Linked DNA regions of Homo sapiens: region 2 is linked to region 1. A link is a contact called in ENCODE Hi-C data. All regions are on one chromosome and are shown on one strand. Each heading gives the region's core, a stretch centred on a gene start or an enhancer-like site at or near the end of the contact. The rest is flanking DNA. Distances are from core to core; before and after follow the strand shown. Region 1 overlaps MTRR (5-methyltetrahydrofolate-homocysteine methyltransferase reductase). Region 2 holds the start of DAP (death associated protein).

Region 1 (2,694 bases), core at 195-2,694:
ACATGACTTGTGGCAATGTTTATTCAGCCAAAAAAATTCCCCAAAATGAATACAGTAAAAAACTCCACCTTACAAAAACATAAGAAGACTATAAATTCAAGATAGGCCAAATAAAAGAAAGGAAAATTATTTAAAATTAAGGAAATGAAAGCTAAAAAGACAGCAGTACTCCATTAGCATTATTCTTCTCAAAAAATCAATTTAGGACTACTTCAAGATTCTAAGTAAATAATATATTTATATTTTGAAAAATAAATAACTTCTCTTAATTATGGAAAAAGCAATTATTTTATATAATAAATGAGCAAAAACAAACATACTATGAGAAGTAAACATAATAGGAAAAGAATTTTTAAAAATAACCTAGGCCAATGCTTCTCAAAAACTACATTTACACTCAGTTTTCATGTCCACAAATGTCCAATAATTAGAACATCCATTATCTTCTTATTCAGTGCAATTAACATGAAAGTTAAGAAACTACCAATACCAGCGTATGCCTGTGTTCCCAGACCTTGATGCGCAGCTGAGCCCCAGGCATCTGTGCGGCCAACACACAGGACCCTGAACCTTAGAGCCACACTCTCACCATCAGCTCCAGTCCACTGGCCCACAACACCCCAACGTCACAGCATCAGGGCTGTTACCTTTCTTCTTTGTGTCTGCCTTTATTTTCAAAAGGACGCAGTGCTCTCTTTTATCTTCAAGCTGCAGTCTTTGGAGTAGGCTTTGTACCTCAGAATCACTGTTAGGGCAGATCACGCTGAAGGCATCTCCAGGCTGATAGGAAAAGTCTGTATTCTAGAGAAGAGCCAAAATGAAAAAAAAAAAATACATTATACGTGTTACATAGTTTAAGCTGTAGGGTAACAAAAATATAGTTTTCAATATTATGATTTTAATATGTGAACTCAGAAAATAGAATTTCAAAAAAAAAAACACACAATTGTTTTAAAAAATAAGCCCAACTAACCAAATAAACATACTTTCATTATTAGCAGTTACTATTAAAACGAAATCTGGTAGTTACCCAGTGTTTTGCCTTTTATCATACTTAAAGAATGGAAGTCAGACCTTCCTTGTTCTCTACAAAGTAAGGTCCTATGGTGTTTTCAATAACCCATGTAAATATAAAAATCCCTCTTACAAAAACATACATGCACACACACACGAAAACATACATTATGACCAAAAGAAACTAATTATGGTCAAATGCATTGGTTTTCAATTTTCTTCTCCTTACTTTACTCTTTTCCTTTAGGGGACAGGAAAGGGTACTTTATTTCCTTAAGTATAAAACATTACACTATCTGGCTCGATACTGGTTGTGAGCAAACATGGGCTGAAAAAGTCACCACTTCCCAAGTCAAGTCTATTACTAGGCCCATTGCCTCTAAGCCCCAGAGTGATACAGATGCAGGCCAGGGCTCTGGGGAGGAGCCTCTCACAATGACACAAGCTCACATTTCTTGCCAGCAAGGGAGAGAGACTGGACTAAGCACAGACCAACCCTTGCCTCTTTATGACAAAAATGTAAAATACCAGAATAAAAAATATTTTGGTGTACATAGTATTAATATTTATGGATGCAAAACCATCTAGTTTTGACACATTGTATTTTTTTCTGTTAGGAAGTTTGATTAAATCTACACCAACAGCCTTAATGTGCCCTTGCTTTTCTGAAAGAATAACCCACTTAACCTCTCAAGACTTTCATAAAATAAACGGTTGAGCTAAATGACTTTGAAGAGGTACTCAAACACTTATTTTAGGATTATCAGTCAGTTTCTTAACCTAAGGTCAATGGATTCCAGCAGGGTGTGGAGGGTAGGAAGGGGGCCCATGGAGGGGGTGCATCGAGGCACATCTCAGACTAAAACTGTACGTAAATGTTTCTATATACAGTTGGCCCTCCATATCCTCAGGTTCTCCACCCTCAGAATCAACCAAACCTGAATGGAAAATATTTGGGACGGAAAAAAACAATAAAAAATAACAATAAAAATAATGTAAACTTAAAAATACAGTATAGCAACTACTTACGTGGTGTTAGATACTGTAAGTAATCTACAGATGACTTAAAGTGTAGGGGAGGATGTGCATAGATTATATACAAATACTGTAACATTTTACATAAGGGACTTGAGCTTTGAGGATTTGGGTATCTGAAAGGGGTCCTGGGACAAATCCTTCGAAGATACTAAGGGACAAGTGTAATCATTTTTTGGGAGAGTCCATAATTTTTTCCAGATTCTCAAGAAATCAAAACCACTGCTCTGAGGAATTAACCCTAACCTGCCTGTCTGGGTTCTATTTCTTTTCTTTTTTTAAAAAAATTGAGGCAGGGTCTCACTCTGTCACCCAGGCTGGAGTGCAGTGGCACAATTACAGCCCACTGTAGTCTCAACCTCCCAGGCTCAAGCAGTCCTCCCACCTCAGCCTCCCAAGTAGCTGGGACCATCGGTACACACCACCATGCCCAGCTACTTATTGTATTTTTTTGTAGAGACAAGGTCTTGCCATGTTACCCAGGAACTCCTGGGTTCAAGTGACCGCCTTCAGCCTCCCAAAGTGCTGGGATTATAGGCGAGAGCCACCTCGTTTGACCTTAGGCTCTATTTCTAACTTCCTGGCTGACCTTAGTGGACAGCTTCCTTTCCTGGGCCTCTTATATATAAAATGCTGTTCTGATCC
Region 2 (5,515 bases), core at 1,196-3,695, 2.9 Mb before region 1:
CGTAACATGCAACTTTGTTTTAGGTACCACTAAGGGTAAAAACACTACCAATTAAATGATACCACAATGTGCTCTTTCAACTTAAAATTTTCATTTTATACTTCCAAGAAATAATTCTTTAGGCTTAAGACATACGACATAAGTTTTTAACTATATAGCACTTTTGCACATACATAAAAAGGAAGTTACTCATGAAATTAATCAGTTAGGTATCCTTAAACCTTTAAGAACGTGAGTGATGTGCTATCTCTTTAAAGAGTAACCCAGTATTAATTTCAGGATTCTCTTCTAAACTGCTGGCACCCACTTGGAAGTTTGGATGTGAATGCAAGACAATGGCAAGCATATCATGACTGCAGCCTGGCCAACAATTATCCTATTACCGGTGTTGAAATGTGTGTATGGAGTGGGGAATGCAAGACCAATGTATGCTATGTGCATCTCCATGTGTGCCCTGATGCACAGAGTTGCGCAGCACTGAGTTAGACAACAAATAGAGAAGCCAAGGTGGCGGTGGTGAGTTTGGAGTTCAGTGGAGGGGCAGAAAGAGAGAAATTAAGTTGCAGATGTGGCACCCATAAGCGTCTGCAGGTGGTGGTGGTGGTGAGTCTGGAGTTCAGGGGAGGAGCAGAAATAGAGAAATGAGGTTGCAGATTTGGCACCTGTAAGCATCTGCATGATAGTCGTCCACAGGCTGCATGTGACTATCTATGGGAAGTCTAGATAGAGAAGAAGGCCAATGCTGAGCCTTGCGATACTCAAATGTTTATAAATCTAGAAGAGGGCGAACTGCCAAGCTGACAGAGTGAGCAGCCAGGGTGGCCAGAGAACTGGAGGGTAAGGCAGTGATGTGGCACCTCCGGAGCAAAGGAGGAGGGGGACGGCCAGCTGCATCAAGTGCTGCTAAGAGCTCAAATAGAATGAAAGTAGAAAATGACCATTGGATCTGGCAGCACATAGGTTATAAGTGACTTCCACAAAAGGACCTCCCATGGTTGAGGGCAGTGCAGCAGAACTTGATGAAAACCAGACAAACTGGACTGGAGGGAGTGACAAGAGATGAGGAGCTCAGCCTCCCTGAACAGTTTTGTTGTCAAAGGGAAAAGTACAGCCAAGCGAGGGGTGGTGTTTCCTTCGCTAAAGAGATTAGGCCTGTCTGAATGCGAATCCAGCAAGGCATTGCGGAAGTTAACAGCAGTTGCAAAACACTGGGGCAGGCGGGAAGAACACGATCCAAGGCACGAGAGCCAGGGGTCAGCCACGGCAACAGGAAGATGATGGTGAAAACCAAAAGTTTCTGAGAGTGGTCTCAATTTAGGAAGTTTATTTTGCCAAGGTTAAGGACGTGCATTGACACAACCTCAGGAGGTTCTGATGACATGTGCCCAGGGTGGCCAGGAAACATCTTGGTTTTATACATTTGAGGGAGACATGAGACATCAATCAATACGTAAGATGTAGGTTGGCTCTTTAGGAGGTAAAATGTGAAGTGGAGGCGTCCGGGTCATAGGTACATTTAAAGGTTTTCTGATTGGCAACTGGTTGAGAGTTATCATCTAAAGACCTGGACTCAGTAGAAGGGAATGTCCGGGTTGCATGAAGGAGTTGTGGAGACCAAGGTGTTATCATGCAGATGAAGCCGGGAATACACTGCAAATGTTTCTTATCAGAGTCCTCTATTAGTCTTAGGGTCTCCGTGCGGATGTTTGTGAGGCCATGTTTGACTTCCGCTTCCCATCAAGGCCTGAACTAGTTTTTCAAGATAACTTAGAAGGCCACAGGCGGAGGGGAGGGTCCATCCGTTGGCTGCAGGGCTTAGAATTTTATTTTTGGTTCATAACGAGGAGGGCAGGGACAGAAGCCACCGTCTCTGCTCCCCAGCGCTGGCCCTCACTCGGAAAGCAGGCTCTCCCCTCGCATCGTCTTTTAACAAATTCCTGCTCTCTCGGCCCCCGTCGCTGCCATCTGGGCTCTCCTTTCCGCGCTTCATTAGGCGCTGCCGCGGCAGGGGCTGAGGGCCTCAGGGGACGGTCGCCTCCCTGCCGGGACGCCCCGGCCCTGGCCCGCACTGTGGGGCGCAGTCACCCAGCCGTCGCCGCGTAGCCAGGAGCCCGGCTGAGCGCGTTCGCTGCAGGAGCCATCCTCAGCTGGGCCCTACTTAACTTTCCGCAACTCCAGTCCCCGCAGCCAGTCGGGGACCCCGCCTCCCTCTCCTTCCTTCTCCCTCTCACTTCTTCACCCCTTCTCTCCCCTCCCTCCTCCGCCCCCGCCCCCGCCCCCGCCCCCGCCCCCGGCCACAGCATCCGACGTGGCGCGGCCGGCTGCGCACGCACCGTATGCTTGGCTCGCGGCCCAGCAGGGCGGGCGGGCCGCGGTGACGTCAGTGCGCATGCCGTCGGTGGGCTCGGCTGCGCCACGTCGGCGCGCGGCGGCCGCGCCCCCTTAACGGCAGTGGCACTCACCCGGCTCGCGCGGCCCCGGCGCCCCACGCGCGCGCGTCGTTCTCCCGCCCGCTCGCTCCCCGGCGCTCACACCTGAGCTCACTCGCGCACGCCCGCCCGGCCCGAGAACCGCGCCGCCGCCTCGGCCCCGCGGAAGCCCCGCCGCGTCATGTCTTCGCCTCCCGAAGGGAAACTAGAGACTAAAGCTGGACACCCGCCCGCCGGTACTGACTCTTTTCCTCTCTCTCCACGCGCGGGTGCCGGGGGCGGGCTCGAACCCGGGGGCGCCGGGCGGGGGCTCCGCGGGGAGGGCCCCGGCGAGCGCTGAGACGGGTTCCGGGCCTTGATGCCCGCCCGAGGGGCGCGGGCCGCGGAGAGGTCGGGCGCCCAGGCCCGGGAGGAGCCCGCCGGAGCTTCGGCCCCGCTTGCCGGCGGCGGCGAAGCGTTTCTTCCTGAGGACCGCGGGCGGCCGCGTACCTGTGCGATTGCGCGCAGGCTCCGGTGCCTTGGGCGAACCCAGTTGCACAACTTATAACAAAGTTTTGGCGGATAATATTTACTTAGAGGATACAGATGTCTAGAAAGAAAGTAGCAGAAGCAATGAAAAGTCAGTGGTGTTAATATCATGGTGATGATTAATTAGAGGCTGCCAGCGTTTCATACCGACTCAAGAACCAAGGAGCGGAAATAATTTTTATCATTAATCACTCAATATGACTTTCACCGCCAGTTTCTTCCACATCCAGATTTTTTTTTTCCCCCAAAGTTGCTTTTTCTGATTTTGAGCAAATCCTAAACTTCTGAGCCAAGGAAGTTAAAGCCAGGAAAGAGCGGTCTTTCTTAGAACATAGGGATCTAAGCAGCCTTCATGCTTCTGCCACCTCCTCCTCTCTCTGGGCACAGTTCCTGTTTGCACTTTGGATTCTGTCCAGACGGGTCTGTTTCCGTTTCTACTCTCCTTTCCAGTGGCAGTCGGCCCATATGGAGGGACACTGGTGAGAAGATCAAAGGCCTTGGGTCTCAGAAGCCAAGTCACTTCAATGTATGGATGCGTGAGGTTCTTTTAGGTCTTAATAGCACGCCTTAGTGTCATAAACTCAGTCTTGTAGGAACAGAAGTCTTTGAGAAACATGGCTTCTTTTGGTGGCACATTTGCGCCATTTTCTTGACAATAAAGATTCCTGGCCAGGCGCGGTGGCTCATGCCTGTAACCCCAGCAGTTTGGGAGGCCAAGGAGGGTGGATCACTTGAGGTCAGGAGTTCAAGACTAGCCTGGATAACATGGTGAAACCCCATCTCTACTAAAAGTAGAAAAATTAGCTGGGCATGGTGGCGGGCGCCTGTAATCCCAGCTATTCAGGAGGCCGAGGCAGGAGAATGGCTTGAACCCGGGAGGCAGAAGTTGTAGTGAGCCAAGATTGAGCCAAAGCACTCCAGCCTTGGCGACAAAGCGAGCGAGACTCCATCTCAAAAAAAAAAAAAAAAAAAAAAAAGATTCCCATTATCCTTCTCTGCTGTCCTCCGCTATAGGGCGGGAATTCTCTGCACCAGCACAATGAATAGGAGCCGTTCTTTAAATATGTTGCAGTCCAGAGTAGGCAATATTTTTCAGTGGTGACGGAGGCTCTCTACAACAAAACTAACTGGCACTGGGAAAGAAAAATGTCTAACTGATGCCAGAGAACTTAAGAGGCATGGGGTTTTAGAAAATCATTCCACTGTGATGGAAAATGGTTTTGGGGGAATTTGTGTTGCATTGGTTTTAAGAAAAAAAGTACTTCAAAGGGAGTTTTTTTTTTGATGGGATTTCTTTTAAGGATAACTGACTTCCATTCCACCACAGCGGGTCCCTGTCCACTGTGGGGAGGAGCGCCTTGATTTCCACCCCGGGCAGGGCTGCCTCCAGGAACTGCAGCAGCCACCTGCTCTGGCCCTCCACTCCCCAGGACATGGGTTACATTAAAGCGTATCTGTTGGAATGATACAGAACCAAAGTACAGTAATTAAATTGCATACAGAGACACACCCATAAAGAAGTTTTTTGTTTTGTTTTTTGAAACAGAGTCTCACTCTGTCACCTGGGAGTGCAGTGGCACGATCTTGGCTCACTGCAACCTCCGCCTTCTAGGTTCAAGAGATTCTCCTGCCTCAGCCTCCCGAGTAGCTGGGTTTACAGGTGCCTGCCACCACACCTGGCTGATTTTTGTATTTTTAGTAGAGACCGGATTTTGCCATGTTGGCCAGGCTGGTCTTGAACTCCTGACTTCAGGTGATCCACCCACCTCAGCCTTCCAAAGTGCCCATATGGAGATTTTTAAGGTCAGAGGTATAAACTGTACATACTCACTCCCTGGGAGAAATTCCTTGCTGGACTCTGGTTTTCTTTGAATTGCAGAGTAAACAGCTAGGCTTTGTGAATTACAGAGTAAGTAGTTTATTTACCCCTGAGGAGGGAAGAGGCAGCTTATTTGTGCTAGTGTAGCAGTGAGCTTGGGTTCTAAGTTTGAAGACATCACTTCACGCTTCACTGGGGCTCAGTTTTTCTCCTTTATGAAATTCGAGGTTTGGGCCTCGGGGCAAGTCACAGGGTGGGGCTGTGTTTGCTGCAGTGAGTCTCACGTCCCGCTTCAGCATCAGGGTACCAGCACTGTTCATCCCCCAGGTAAACTCCTCTAGTAACTTCAGGGCAACCCCTTTAGACTTACGGGGTGAGCTCTTGCGGGTGGCTGTCACCATCTGTCATCTGTCTCCAAGACCATAGTTAGAGGAGGGGCCCAATAGCAGCACCCCTCAAATGCCAGCAGCATCCCTCAAATGCCAACAGCACCCCTCAAATGCCAACAGCACCCCTCAAATGCCAACAGCACCCCTCAGATGCCAACAGCACCCCTCAAATGCGCTTTCCTAGATGTTACAGAGGACCATGTGTGAACCTTTTCTGGCAGGAAGCTCTGGTGTTCTTGTTTAGTCTGGCATTGCCAGAGAGTAGGCAGCTCTGAAGGGTAGATAGTTTTTAAAAAAAAAAAAAAAAGGCGGCCCACTACACTAAAGGATAATCATCAAGGATAGCCAAG

The links. A loop is a pair of places that touch in the nucleus more often than their neighbours do. Pooled maps may share reads with other maps.
Region 2: a pooled map shows a loop between it and region 1 (2.9-fold over the local background). The contact joins the promoter of DAP here to the enhancer-like site in region 1. A Hi-C loop is called at or near these places in 1 of 168 maps with a recorded cell type or tissue (naive thymus-derived CD4-positive, alpha-beta T cell), 2 of 37 single-sample maps with no recorded cell type and 2 of 50 pooled maps.

The regions. Positions count from the first base shown.
Region 1 is chr5:7,883,808-7,886,501 of GRCh38, reverse strand. It overlaps MTRR (5-methyltetrahydrofolate-homocysteine methyltransferase reductase), which reads right to left. Exons shown (of 15, transcript NM_002454.3): 7 at 648-801. Among named protein-coding and RNA genes, the nearest start is that of MTRR, 16 kb to the right of the region's middle. Within about 2 kb of position 1,444, at least 3 of the 41 ENCODE cell types and tissues checked have a DNase peak (open chromatin) inside an H3K27ac peak, as active enhancers do.
Region 2 is chr5:10,758,164-10,763,678 of GRCh38, reverse strand. It overlaps DAP (death associated protein), which reads left to right and starts at 2,445. Exons shown (of 4, transcript NM_004394.3): 1 at 2,445-2,665. The coding sequence starts at 2,611. It overlaps DAP-DT (DAP divergent transcript), which reads right to left and starts at 2,643. Exons shown (of 3, transcript NR_187555.1): 1 at 2,463-2,643. RefSeq lists silencers at 1,910-2,379, 2,460-2,889 and an enhancer at 1,542-2,387.